3 separate regions of the Homo sapiens genome follow, and regions 1 and 2 are each linked to region 3. Evidence: chromatin contacts called from ENCODE Hi-C or POLR2A ChIA-PET data. All regions are on one chromosome and are shown on one strand. Each heading gives the region's core, a stretch centred on a gene start or an enhancer-like site at or near the end of the contact. The rest is flanking DNA. Distances are from core to core; before and after follow the strand shown.

Region 1 (4,833 bases), core at 2,334-4,833, 850 kb before region 3:
GTCAGTCCCTCGGGGACCCTGAACACCCAGGCATTCATCCCACACATAATTACTGGGCACCTACCACGTGCCGGGCTCTGCTCCAGGAGCTGGGAAGCTGAGCGGGCCCAGGCAGAATGCCCCCTCTGTAATAAACAGAATAACAGATGGTATCTGCGGTGGGGTGGGGCCTCTTCACCCTTGGGGCCCCGAGAGGGTCCTTGCTCAACAGTGCCCCGTTGTCTCAGGGGATGGTCCAAGGCTCTTAGCCTGGCTAGCACCGGCCCACACACCCCACAGCTCGCTGCCACGTTGTGCTTCTGGCCCCACTGGCCATCCGCACTACCCACTGGCTCGCAGCCTCACCGGCTCACCGGGACCTCTGGGTGGAGTGTCGGCCACGCTCTGTGGGCATGCGTCCTCACAGGTGCGTATCTCAGTATCCTGGACACCAAATGCTTCGTCCACCACTGGACCTGGGGACCGAGCAGGGTGGCTCAGGGGACACTAGCTGGGACCATCTTTCACCCCTTGCTGGAGTCCAGTCCCCCAGGGTCGGCTGACATCTCCAAGATCCCAGCCCACTGGAAAGCACGTGATAACCCCAGGTGCCAGGTCCAGGCTGGCCGTGGGCCCCCAACAGCTGGGCGGATTCTGAGGGCAAGGTGTGGACCCCCAGCAGCTGGGCAGATTCTGAGGGCAAGGGTGTCTGTCTGCTCGGGCTTCTGTGTTCAGGCTTAGAACCCCCTCAGATGAAGGGCTCTAAATGGGCGGGAAGGTGGGGCTGAGGGGGCAGCCACTCATTTGTGGCCATCAGGCAGATCCAGCTTCGGGGAGGTTCCGCAAGGGCCAAGGTCCTGATATATTTGGTTACAGAAAAGGTGGGAATTCCAATCCCGCCCGCCGAGAACCACAGAACCTCACTGCCTCTGTAAAGCGGGGTTGGGCCCATCTACCTCGCAGGGAGCTGGGAGGAGAAAACGCACCCTGGGTGAGAGCATGGGGAAGCATCCTTCATTTGGGTCCAAGCTCAGATGCCACCTTCTTGGAGGGACCTTCCTGCGGAGGTCGCTGTTGAGCACATCCCCTGGCTCCATTTCCTGTGTGACTTGGACCTGCCTTAAATGATTTGTCCCAATATCCCTTTCCTACTTACAGCGACCGCACCTCCCGCCTGGCTGTGTGCTCCAGAGCATCTGGGGAATGACCGGGCCCTCCCCTCCAACAGGCCTAATTCAGTCCCCCATGCCAGGCAGGACCAGGGCACACGAGAATGGTGAAGTCCTGGGGCAACTGTCACCATGGCCTCTGCAGGCTCAGTGTCGGGAGACCCAGTTTCTGACCTGGATACACTGCTCACCTTTGAGGTCGGGGCCTAGAGGGACGGTGCCACGTTGGAGACAGGCCTCCAGGGACAGTGCCACGTTGAAGACGGGGTTCCAGGGACGGTGCCACGTTAGAGATGGGGTTCCAGGGACAGTGCCACGTTGAAGACGGGGTTCCAGGGACGGTGCCACGTTGGAGATGGGGTTCCAGGGATGGTGCCACATTGGAGATGGGCAAGTCTGGGCTAAGGGAGGAGGGCCCAGGGTGGCCAGGGCAGGGCCCAGTGAGGTGCTGCTCTGAGGAGGTGGAGAGTGGGCGCTTGGGCAGGGGACACTTGGAGAGTAAGGATGAGGTCCATCTGGGTACCCTGGGTATAGGGAGTGTTGTTGAAAAAAAGCCAAACACTATAAAATATTTGAAGATATTTATTCTGAGCAAATGTGAGGACTATGACCTGTGAAACCACCTCAGCAGGTCCTGAGAATATGTGAGCAAGGTGGCTGGGTAACAGCTTGGCTTTATACTTTTTTTTAAAATTTTCAGGTCTTTTCTGTAGAGACAGGGTCTCACCATGTTGCCCAGGCTGATCTCAAGCTCTTCAGCTCAAGCAATGCTCCCACCTTGGCCTCCGAGTATGCTGGGATTATAGGCAACAGTCACCATGCCCGGCCTGGTTTTACGGATTTTACAGAGACAGATGTTACAGGCCAAAACCATAAATCAACATATGTAAGATATACATTGGTTCAGCCTAGAAACAGGGTTGGCAGGGGCAGCTTCCAGGTCATAGGGGATTCAAAGATTTCCTGATTGGCAAGTGGTTGAAAGAGTTATGTTTTGCCTAAAGAGTTAAAGTGGGATTACTCACGCCTGTAATCCCAGCACTTTGGAAGGCTGAGGCAGGCAGATCACCTGAGGTCAGGAGTTCGAGACCAGCCTGGCCAACATGGTGAAACACCATCTCTACTAAAAATACAAAACATATATACACATATACATGTATATATATATACACATATACATGTATATATATACACATATACATGTATATATATACACATATACATGTATATATATACACATATACATGTATATATATACACATATACATGTATATATATACACATATATACACATATACATGTATATATACACATATATACACATATACATATATGTATATACATATATAGTGTATATATATACGTATATATATGTGTATATATACACTATATATGTGTGTGTGTGTATATATATATATACATACGTGTGTGTATATATACATATTAGCCAGGCGTGGTAGCACGCGCCTGTAATCCCAGCTACTTAGGAGGCTGAGGCAGGAGAATCGCTTGAACCCAGGAGGTAGAGGTTGCAGTGAGCCGAGATCATGCCACTGCACTCCAGCCTGGGCCACAGAGCGAGATTCTGTCTCAAAAAAAAAAAAAAAAAAAAAAGAGTTGACGTGAGTGGACAAAAGGTGCCCGACCTCCTAAGGGAAGGAGCTTCTCTAGAAAACGCGAATTTCGCCCCCTCAAGAGACAGCTGTGCAGTGCCATATCAAAACATGTGAAAGGAATGTATTTTAGGGTGGAATACTTTGCCTGCCTTCGGGCCTGCTGTCTGCCACGTGAGGCTGTGCCAGTGTGAGGCTGGAATTTGGGATCTGGAGGCTAGAGCCATCGGTGAGGCCTGAGTCTCTAAGCACAGCGCCCAGAGGGAGAGGGCGGAGCGGGTCCGACCCCCTTTGCGGCAGGGCCTGAGCTGGTTTTCCAGGTTTCTCTGGAAGCCCTGTAGAGGAGCGGAGGGTCCATTCGGTGGGCTGGGGACTTTGAATTTAACCTTGGTTTGCAAGAGGCTTCCAGAGAGGATGTCTGGGAGCGTCTCGGAGGGGGACGAGGGGGCGCCGGGAGGAGCAGGTGCAGGAGCCCACGGCGCAGCGCCCCGCGCAGGCCTGGACGCGGGGACGGCCGCGGCGGCCGGGACAGGGGTCACCCCGCGGGGCCCTCCAGGGTGGGCCGCCCCACGACCCCAGGCCAGGCCGAAACGGGAATCCTCCAGACCCCAGAAGCTGGGCCGGGCTGACCCCGCGGGCGCGAGCGGCGGGAACTGTAGGCGCGGCAGGCGCACCACCACCCCGCCCCCCGCCCGGGCGCTGTGCGCGTGCGCCGAGGTTGCCCCGCCCAGGCCAGGCCCCGCTCCGCCCCGCCCCGCGCACGCCGGCCGCGCCCACGTGACCGGTCCGGGTGCAAACACGCGGGTCAGCTGATCCGGCCCAACTGCGGCGTCATCCCGGCTATAAGCGCACGGCCTCGGCGACCCTCTCCGACCCGGCCGCCGCCGCCATGCAGCCCTCCAGCCTTCTGCCGCTCGCCCTCTGCCTGCTGGCTGCACCCGCCTCCGCGCTCGTCAGGTGAAGCCTCAGGGGCCGGGGCTCAGGGACGGGCAGGGGTCGCGGCGCCGAGGTCCCGGGGCCTGTGGTGACTTTCGCGCTCCCCTGTGGCCCCCACGAGCCCCTTGCGCCCCCCGCGCTGGAATGCACCTGTGCCGCCCTGCGCGGCCTCCTGCACGGACCACCCGCCTACGGGGCGCCGGGCTCCGGAGGTGCAGGGGACCCGGGGCAGAGGCGCCAGATGCCTCTCCCCCATATGCCACCCTGGGTTGTACCTTGAGGACTGCAGACTGACCGCAGCCTCCCTGGAGACGGGGCGGGGCGGGGGGAGGTAGTGCTCATTCGGGGCAGGTGGAATTGGGGTCTGTACTGAGCGCCCTTGTTGCTGGAGACCTAGGTCAGGCCTCAGAGCCCCCGAGTCTGGGCGAGTCCATTTCCTTAGGGACCCCTTTACCACCTGTGAACTGGGGGCTTTAAAAGTTTGCTCCAGCGGCTCTTATCACAGGCCCTGGGCTGGGAGACCCCTCGAGACCCTAGGAGTTCCCATGTCCCTGAGAGAGGAGGAGGCATGGGGAGTGGGTCGGCTCACCCACCCCGGGCCTGGGGTTGTGCTGTAGTGAGGCCCACACGCTCCTCAGGCCGATCCCCTGTGCCAGGTGAGGCCACCGATTGGGCCTGGATGGGATGGGGCCCGGCCATGCCTGACCAGCTGGGCAGAGGAGGGCCATGCTGCAGTCTGCTTTCTTGACCCCCTCCCCAGCCCTTGCAAGGCAGCCCGCATTCCCAGGAGGGGTATGCTGACCCATCCCATTGGGCACCTGCCCCACCCTTGCTCTGGGCCTTTGTGGGAGACCTGGGATCTGCGATGGGTCCACTGCCTTTTGGCAGGTGGGTGAGGTCAGAAGGCTGCAGGGGCTGGAGCTGGCTGGGCCAGCTGGGTAGGACTGAGCCTCACCAAAGGCTGTGGGGAATGGCCCGGGGGCGGGTAGCCCCAATTAAAGTCGTTGTGGGGGAGTAGCCACAAGCCTGAGCCTGCCTTGACCTTGCCAGCCTATCCACAGGCCTCCCCTCTCCAAGGAGGACAGACACAGCAGAGGGGAAACGATCCTGGGGCTTCTTGGAGGGAAGGGTAGCTG
Region 2 (4,616 bases), core at 134-2,633, 620 kb before region 3:
CTGGCTAACACGGTGAAACCCCGTCTCTACTAAAAATACAAAAAATTAGCCGGTCGTGGTGGCGTGTGCCTGTAATCCCAGCTGCTCGGAAGGCTGAGGCAGGAAAGTCACTTGAACCCGGGACGTGGAGGTTGCAGTAAGTGGGGATGGCGCCACTGCACTCCAGTCTGGGTGACAGAGTGAGGCTCCATCTCAAAAAAAAAAAAAAGCAGTGGTCGTGGATACATGGAGCCCTTTTTAGAATGAGCCTCCCCGTAAACCCCTAGCGACACCCCTCCCATTTCTCCTGCTCGGACTGACTACTAGGAACCCTTGCACAAGTGTCCTTGAAGCTGGGGGTGAGCCCACCAGGGGAGCTGCAGACGGCCTCCCCTGGTCGGGGGCTGGTAGACAGCAGGGCTGCGTTTCTCATCACGAGTGTATCTGAGACAGCGCAGCCCCCACCTTTGCCACCACCAAGTGCCACCCTTGTGTCCTGGCTCATGAGGGCCTCTTCCCAGCCCTGGGAAAGCCAGCCACCCTAGGGGTCTGCCTGCCAAGTGCTGCTGTCAGATCGAGCAGGGGCTTGGTGTACCACCAGACCCCCTCTCCAGAGGAAGCTGTGGTCTCTGCTGCGGTCATCCGGTACGGGAGGAGGGGTGTTGAGGCCACTGTGAGGGAGGACCCCTGTGCCATGCCCCTGTCACCCCAGTGTTTCTCCTTTGTCCACACAGCGGTCTGGGTTAGAAACACCAGGGCCCACTGCAACTTTTGTTAGGGCCACTTAGTGCTGGTTGGGAGCCACAGGGCCGTGGCCTTTGTTTCTCCGTGGTGATTACTGCTTGTGCAGCCTCCTGCCAGTGCTAGACCTGTCTGGAAGGGAAGGGCGTGTGCTGTTCCCGTCTGTCTTTGGCCAGAAGAGCCTCCCATTCTTTGCCTTCACCATGTTTGTTTTTTTCTGCACAGGATTTCTCCTGGCTGGGGCACACCCATTGGTGTTCAGTGGAAGTAGAAACAATTGGAACAAACAAAATGTGGAAGCTTAAAGAGAAAAGAAGGAGATGGTGGGCAGGGCTTCCAGGCCACGTGTGATCTGTGGCACTGCTTGGCCTGTGGACTGTGGCCACAGTCGCGTTGCTGTCCCTGGCTCCCTTCTCTTTGAAGGTCTCCTTTGCCAGCGCACACGGCTCCCTGGGCTGGAATGTCTGTTCATTCATCCCTGCAGTTGTTTGCGGATGTCCCGGGGCTAACGTGAGTTAGTTAATGTGAGTGAGTTAAGTGCCGCAGCTCCTGTTTTTCGCCCTGCGTGGTGGTGATTTTGGTCTGTGTCATCGAGCATTTCGCTGTGGTGGGCGGGGAGGCAAAGAGCTCCCACAAAGGTATGCAGCTTTTCCCTGCAGAAAGCAGGCAAGCTGGAGGGTTGGAAAGCATGGAGGCACCATGCTGTTTCCCTTTTGCCCGTGACCTTTGCGGGTTGGGAGACTTTTCTTCCAAGCACCCTTTCAGCAGCGCCTTTTCCCCTCCAGACATGGTGGCTGTGCAGGCTGTGGGCTGGCAGACCCTATCCCCACAGCAATGCAATCTCAGGAGCCCAGGTGGGGCTGTTGTCTCGGGGTTTGGCCTGCACCGTCTACGGAAGCTCCTAACTCCTGCTTTGCTGGGACTTGTCCTCAGCCCATGGAAAGGCCTGATGGTGCCAGGTGGCCCTGAGGAGCCAGATGCCTGAGCCTGGGGCCAGGCCTGGGCGTGAGCCCAGGAGCATAAAATTAGCTCCGGCGTGGGTTGAAAGCTGCTGGCGTGAGCATGGCTTGTCTGTGTTGAGTTTGTCTTGCACAGCCCTGGCCTCTCCCCACAGCCTGCGGCCAGCCCTCTACATGGGCGGCCGCTCTGGGTTCCTCCTCCCGGCACATCTGCCCTTCTGCTGCGTGCCCTGTTCTTTGTGCCACATGTGACAGGACCATTTGTCATAGCAGTGGTGTCATGAAATACAAGAGTGTGGGCCTGAGAATCTGGGTTGAGTCAGGTTCCTGTTGGAGGCCTGCATGCGCGCAGCCTGCTCTGAGTGCTCCGGACACGCGTGAACAGAGGCAACAGGAGCCACCCCTGGGCAGCTTCCCCACTGCCGAGGGGGACGGGAGTAAGGAGGTGTGGGATGGGGTGCCTGGAGGGGGTGCGTGGGAGAGCTGTTTGAATAGGAGCTCTAGAAGGCCTCTTTGAGAAGGTGCTGTTGAGCTGAGACCTGCGGAGGTGAGGGAGGGGACTCGCCATGCAGGCCTATGGAGGGAGCCCTGGCTCCCTGGTGCTTTGTCTCAGAAGGGCTGCCTTTGCCTCCTCCCCCTCATGGTTCCAGGGACACGTGGGTTTTTATTTAATATTTTTCAGTCGATTGTCGTCTTTAATAATATTTTGATGAATGGGCTGTGTCAAATTTAGCCAGCAGGAGCGCATGTGACTCAGCTCCCGTATCAGTTGAATAGACGAAGGGGCAGGGAGGGAAGCCTCTGTGAGCAGGAACTGGTGAGCCTGGCTGTGTATCACCTGGATAACCTCTGAGCTGAAGAGCTGTGCCAGCAAAGCCCTTGAGCTCATGTGGGCATGGGGGACAGTCTGAGGACAGGAGGAACAGCAAGGAGACCTCAGGCTGCGCTCAGGAGGCTTCGGTGGCAGGTCAGATTGCTCTTACAATTTGGCAACCATCTTATGAATATTGTGGGTTAAAAGAAATAATCAGTGTCACCGGTAGCCAAGTTTTTAATGTTAAAAAAGATGACAATATAGAATAAAATGAACCCCTGCAGGGTTCCGTGGGGAGTATTACCATGAGAGCATCATTCTGTGCGTAGGCTGTGCTCCCTGCCAGCGGTGGGCTTCCCAGCAGGCGGCCTTGGCTCTGCGTGTGACATGCTCAGCCTGCAGCACCGTGTGCCCTCCTGAGCAGCTCTGCTCTGGTGGATGCTCTCAGCAGAAAACACACAACTTCGTGGTCCCCTCTTCTGCCCCTGGGTGGGCCAGGGTGCGGGTGTGCATCCCATGCCCAGGACTGCCAGGCAGGCCGCATGGTCAGCCACCAGGGTCAGGTGTCAGGCGCTGCTCCAGACGCGTGCGTCTCTGATCTTGGGCATGGCTCAGCAGCCTCCGGCTTGGCCGTGGGTGGTTCCTGCTCACCTGTTTCTGAGTGACCAACCCTGAAACTTCTGGGCCTAACATGAGGCCTCATCACCTTTCCCGCATCTGTGGGCTGGTGGGTGGGGCTCTGGCCCCACAGGTTATTCCTGCACTGCCACCCGTGGTGGCTGGGCTGGCAGCCCTCAGGGGCCTTGCTGTCATGGGTGTCTGCTGGGGTGCCACAGTTTCCCCCACATGGATCTCTCCAGGCAGAGTTTTATATCCTCACCCTAGAGCAGAGTTTTTGGACTTCTTGCTCTCAGGACCCCTTAAAGTCCTTGTTGAGGCTGGGCATGGTGGCTTCTGCCTGTAATCCCAGCACTTTGGGAGGCCAAGGTGGGAGGATCACTTGAGACTGGGAGTTCAGGACCAGCCTGAGCAACATAGGGAAACCCCATCTGTACAAAAAAGTAAAAAGAATTAGCCAGATGTGATGGTGTATGCCTCTAGTTCCAGTTGTTTGGGAGGCTGAGGCGGGAGGATTGCTTGAACCCAAGAGGCTGAGGCTGCGGTGAGCTCTGCACCGCTGCACTCCAGTCTCAGTGATAGTGAGACCCTGCCTCTAAAATTAAAAAAAAAGTCCTTATTGAGTTTACATGATGGAGCTATGAATATTCATCTTTCAGAAATTAAAATTGAGAATGTAAAACAACTTTAATTCATTTAGAAATAATTAAAAACCCAGTATATCTTAACATAAGTAATATTTTTAAAATTAAAAAAAAAACCTATTATCTTCTAGAGTCAAATAAATAGAGTGGCTTTACTTTTTGCAAATCTCGAGAGCTGGATCTGTCAGGTTCTGTGTTTATCCTGCTGTAATTTTACAGGCCAGGTGGCTTCCACAAGGCTTTGGCACATGGCACCTTTGTGGTACTGTAAAGACAGTGCTAACCTCATGGTCCCAGACCACACTTTGGGCTCTAGGACTCCCCACGTGGCCTCTCTTTGCCTCTGCCGGGACGGCCTTCATCCCAGGAGAGCCATCATGAAAATGGCTGGAAGACAATACATCCTTTCAGCCACCTTCTGTTGGTCAGGGAGTCACGGAGCCACCTGGATCTGGGGGTGGGAGTGGTTAAGAGTGGACAGCCTGCCTCTGGATGGAGGAGGGCTCTAGGAGGCCCTGGTCCTCCTGCCTCCTTCAGGAGGCCCTGGCTGGTCACCTCAGAGACCAAGGCCTTTTCTCTCTCCCTCTAACTTCTGGGCAGGGCTCGGCCCTCCTCACGGGCTACCTTCCTCTTCCTGCCATTTAGTTTTCCTCCCAGGGCGTGCAGCCCGGCACTACTGTGGGCCATGGGGTTGTGCAGGTGGGGCAGGTGCTGTCTCCGGGTACCACCGAGGGCTGCCGAGGCAGAGCCAACACTGGACAGCCCGCGTTTCCATTGCTGAGCTTTCATGGTGCCCGCTCAGGTGAGCGTCGGCCTGTGCAGGCCATGGCCCAACGTGTTCTGTGGCTTCACCCAAGCTTT
Region 3 (4,656 bases), core at 696-3,195:
CTCCTGTCTCAGCCTCCCAAGTAGCTGGGACTACGGGCGCCCGCCACTACGCCCGGCTAATTTTTCGTATTTTTAGTAGAGACGGGGTTTCACCGTGTTAATCAGGATGGTCTCGATCTCCTGACCTTGTGATCCGCCCGCCTCAGCCTCCCAAAGTGCTGGGATTACAAGCGTGAGCCACCGCGCCCAGCCAAGAAGTCAGTTTTCAATGCAGGTACACGGGGCCCATTGGCACAAACTATGCAGATTGGGAAGCGGACCGCTTTGTGCTGGCAACTGACAAGACTCCCCCAGGAACCCGGCCGTTGGGAGCTCTGCAGAGGGGCCTGGCTCTGGGCTTCCTATCCTCCCATCTGCGGGCCCCATCTGCTCTTGAGGTCTGTAGTTCTGGCCCAGAGTGAACCCTAAGTAGATTCTGCAATTCTTTTTTTTGTTTTTTTGAGACCGAGTCTTACTTTATCACCCAGGCTGGAGTGCAGTGTGATCTCTGCTCACTGCAACTTCAGCCTCCCAGGTTCAAGTAATTCTCCTGCCCCAGCCTCCCCAGGAGCTGGGATTACAGGCATGCGCCACCACGCCTAATTTCTGTATTTTTAGTAGAGACAGGGTTCCACCATGTTGGCCAGGCTGGTGTCGAACGCCTGACCTCAAGTGATCTACCCGCCTTGGCCTCCCAAAGTGCTAGGATTAAAGGCGGCGGCTGCCCGATCGATTCTGCAATTCTTTAGCGCCAAAGACCTCTGACCTCAATGAGATCCTAAAATGGCTAAGTGCCTTTCCTAAGAGAAGTTGGATGTTGCCATGGCCTCCTTAGCATTGGGAGGACTGCGCATATGTCCCTGAGGACACCTGCCATAGCTTACTGGGACCCTCTCCAGAGCTCTGCCGACTTGAGGTCTTCACCCCCAAAGGTCAGGCTTCAGGCCACCATCCAGGCCGTTTGCTGAGAGCGAGTGCTAAGCTGAGTAAGAGCCCACAGCTGGTGGGGGACGTGCCTCGCACCGCATGCAGCCCCCAGCCCCTTCTAGGAAAGGCGTGGGCGTCAGCTGGCAGAAAATACCGGGAAGGGAAAGAAGGAAACGTGACTAGAAAGAAAGACAAAGCTTAGTTTAAGGAGAAAGCTCCCAAGCAGCAGAAATGGAGAAGCAGCTGTGCAGGGTGTCTTGGAGCCCACGCGCGCCCCGGGAACGGCTGAGCGGGGCAGGGTGGGGCCCGGCCGTGCGGTTTTCTGTAGGAAACTGCGCTGGGAACGGCTAGGGCTGGGGGTGGGGGTCGGACAGCCTGTGCCGCGTAGAATGCGCGGTGACTCAAAAGTGCTGGCCACGCGCTCGTTCATCCAAGCGCGAGGGGCTGAGTTGGGAACTTGGTTTGCCTCCTGGGGCTCCGGCTCGTGCAATGTGCAAGGCGGGGGTGCGGACCGAGAGAGCGCGCGTTTCGGGCAGTCCCCGCTGGAGACAGCGCAGTGGGCGCCATCGGCCTGGGGATGGAGATGGTCCACTCAGGCGGGGGTCGGGGGGACGCCAGGAGTGGTGACTCCGGGTCCCCGGGGGAGCGTGCCGGGGCGGAGCCCACCGCGCGGTTCTCCCGGCACCGCCGAGCCGGGCAGAGGCCCTGGAGCCCAAGGCCCCGCGCGGCCCCACGCCAAGGGCGCCAGGCCTGCCTAAGAGCCGTGGCGCTGGGAACCCGGCTACCCCTGGGCCGGGAACCTGATAACCAGCTCCAGCGCGAGCACCAGGGGCGCTCAAGGTGAACGCGCCGGGCCCGGGGTCCGCCCCCGGCGCGGCCCCGCCCCGGCCCCGGCCCCGGCCCCGGCCCCGACTTTCGGGCAGCCCTGCCCAGTCCCCTGTCCTGGCCCAGCCCCTCTCCATCCCAGCGTGCCGTGCGCGGCGGCGGCGCGCGGGCGCCTGGGGCGGGACTTCCGGCGCGCTGGAGCGTTTTCCGGCCGTGCGTTTGTGGCCGTCCGGCCTCCCTGACATGCAGGTGAGCCCCGCGGCGGCCGGCCCCTGCTCCTCCTCCTTGCACGGCCTCAGTTTCCCTCCCGCAAAGTGGGCGCGCCGGGCAGCGAGGCTCGGCCCCGGGAGGACGGGCGTGGGGTCGCGGGCGACGCCGGGCGGGTGCGTGAGAGAGAGCAAGTGTGTGAGGGGGCGTGTGAGAGGGTGTGAGGACGAGGGTGAGAGAGGGTTGCTATGAGAGCGAGGGTGAGCGAGAGCGGGGGTGGAGGGCGAGTGTGGACGGGGGCGCGTGTCGGGGGGACCGCGAGTGGGAGGTGGAGCGCGTGCGCTGGGGCGAGCAAGCCTGAGAGCTAGGCGCGCTGGGTGGAAGGGGCCTGAGTGCGCAGACAAGGGATGTGGCCGGCGGGTGAGGAGTGTGTGAGCGCGCGGCTCGTGTGGCAGAGTGGTGGCCATCGGGTCCCCAGGACCCCCAGAGGGAGCAGAGGCAGTAGGGCTCCAGGCGGGCTGCCCTCCCAGTGAGGGGCACGCGGTCCCCGTGAAGGGTGGGCGCATCAGACGCGATCCCACCCACCCTTGGTTCAGCCCCAACCCTTGAAGCTTCCATTGCTGACTGTCCAAACTGGAGGGTGACCCGCCCGCCCGTCCGCCTCGACTTCCTGGGCTCTAGTAATCTCTTAGCCTCCTAGCTACTTGGGACTACAGGTGTGCGCCAGCGCACTCAGCTAAGAATTTTTTTTTTTTTTTGAGACAGAGTCTCACGCTGTCACCCAGGCTGGAGTGCAGTGGCGCGATCTCGGTTCACTGCAACCTCCGCTTCTGGGCTTAAGGGATTTTCCTGCCTCAGTCTCCCGAGTTGCTGGGAGTACAGGCGCACACCACTGCACCCAGCTAATTTTTGTATCTTTTTTAGAGACTGGGTTTCATCACGTTGGCCAGGCTGGTCTTGAACTCCTGATGGGGTGATCTGCCCGGCAGAAAAATATTTTTTGTAGAGACCAGGTCTGGCTGTGTTGCCAAAACCAGTCAAAAACTCCTGGCCTCCCAAAGTGCTAGGATCACAGGCCAGAGCCGCCATGCACCAGTTAGTTCTTCAAAACACAACAGAACAGGAGTTGTCAGTGCGTCCATCGCAGAATAGAGTTAGCTCTGATTGGCTGCTGTCGCTCTACACATGTACACACATGCACAACACATGTGCACACATGACATACACGTGTGCTGGGCTGTGACGTAAAGTGCATTTCTTACTGCTGGTCTCCATGAAAAGCATTGGAAAGCCCCTGCTGTGACTCCCATCATTTCCATCAACACCACCGAGGAGGTCCTGGACCTACGGACTGGGAGCGCAGGAAAGTGGGAGCAGTAGCGCTCCACCTTATCTTGTTACAGAGCGGTTTCTGGGACCCCTTTGGGTGACCAGGGTCGGGGCCTGTGCCTCTTCATAACACAACACATTCCCTTTGTGTGCGGGGCCGTTCTGCCCAAGGGAAGGTCATTGGCATTTGGGGAAGAAACGGTTTGATGCAGGAACACAGTGTGTGTGAACCTGGGAGTCTGTGTTATGTGAAGAGCATGATGGAGAGTGTCCTCACGGGCCTCAGAGCCGAGCGGCCGGTGAGCAGTGGGGAGCGGGAGAGGTACCAAAGCCCAGACAAGGGCCTGGTTGCAGTGTGAGCACCCCTCACACATCACACACACCATCTCCCTGGGGCAGTTGTCTGGAAAGTTCCATGGCAAGTCAAAGAAGCAGCCCAGCATTTGTGAGCAGCCTGTATCCAAGCACTCCATCACAGAGCGGGCAAGTTAAGCGCGAGTGGACAGAGGCAGTACCCTGGCCTTGTGTTCAGTTAGGTTCTCCTAGTGTCCCCTCTGCTGGACACATGCTGGCAGGACTGTCTTCCTCTTCCACCCTTTCCTCTTCCTTCCCTGAAGTGTGAAATCACAGGTTGGGGGGCAGGGAGGTCATAGGCAGAGGGGCCACTAGGTGGGTGGACAGTGGCCCTGTTTCAAATCTGCAGGACGGCAGGTAGGGGCAGAGACCCAGCCCTATAGTGGTTGGTCACTGGGTACCTGAGTGTGCCCTCCAGTTACTCCTGGGCCAGTCCCCTGGAGAACCACCGTTTGGTTTTTCATTCCTTTCCTTCCTCCCTGACCCAGATTTCCACCCAGAAGACAGAGAAGGAGCCAGTGGTCATGGAATGGGCTGGGGTCAAAGACTGGGTGCCTGGGAGCTGAGGCAGCCACCGTTTCAGCCTGGCCAGGCAAGTGATTCTGGGCCGTCTTCCCTGTGCCATGGCCAGAACCCTCCCCACCTTCCCTGGGGCTGTTGCTGACTCAGACCAAGCCTCAGCTGCAGCAGAAAGATAGTGGGGCTAAGGGGAGGTGGCAGCAGGCTGCTGCCCTTGGTTCTGATTCTGGGATGTATCACTGAGGAGAGGGGCTGGAGAGGTTGATCGGGGCAGAGGGTGGTGATCTGTGCCTGGGCCTTCTTATTCCCCCTGCACAGCCTCTCGGAACTGCCGTGGCTGTTCAAGCACTCACTGCCTTTGCCTGTGGCTCCATGTACTGGGTGCTGCTGTGCTTGCCCTGTGAGTTCCCTTCCTAACTCCCCATAAGCCTGCAGGTCAGGCTGTCTTGTGGCTCCCTGCCTCCTAGGTGGGGGAGCTTCACTGGTTGATCTTGCTCCAGGAGCGTGTTCTTTCTA

The links. A loop is a pair of places that touch in the nucleus more often than their neighbours do. ChIA-PET counts read pairs that join two places held with the same protein, here RNA polymerase II (POLR2A). Pooled maps may share reads with other maps.
Region 1: a pooled map shows a loop between it and region 3 (6-fold over the local background). The contact joins the promoter of CTSD here to the promoter of CHID1 in region 3. A Hi-C loop is called at or near these places in 1 of 37 single-sample maps with no recorded cell type and 7 of 50 pooled maps. POLR2A ChIA-PET finds 5 or more read pairs at or near these places in 1 of 52 experiments (activated CD4-positive, alpha-beta T cell).
Region 2: a map with no recorded cell type shows a loop between it and region 3 (2.5-fold over the local background). The contact joins the enhancer-like site here to the promoter of CHID1 in region 3. A Hi-C loop is called at or near these places in 2 of 37 single-sample maps with no recorded cell type and 2 of 50 pooled maps. POLR2A ChIA-PET finds 5 or more read pairs at or near these places in 1 of 52 experiments (WTC11).

What each region holds. Positions count from the first base shown.
Region 1 is chr11:1,762,677-1,767,509 of GRCh38, reverse strand. CTSD (cathepsin D) reads left to right here and starts at 3,583. Exons shown (of 9, transcript NM_001909.5): 1 at 3,583-3,718. The coding sequence starts at 3,651. RefSeq lists silencers at 3,204-3,673, 3,924-4,013.
Region 2 is chr11:1,529,463-1,534,078 of GRCh38, reverse strand. No RefSeq gene overlaps it. Among named protein-coding and RNA genes, the nearest start is that of DUSP8, 40 kb to the left of the region's middle. RefSeq lists an enhancer at 1,559-2,059. Within about 2 kb of position 1,383, at least 13 of the 41 ENCODE cell types and tissues checked have a DNase peak (open chromatin) inside an H3K27ac peak, as active enhancers do.
Region 3 is chr11:908,099-912,754 of GRCh38, reverse strand. It overlaps CHID1 (chitinase domain containing 1), which reads left to right and starts at 1,945. Exons shown (of 13, transcript NM_023947.4): 1 at 1,945-1,980. RefSeq lists a silencer at 1,423-2,262.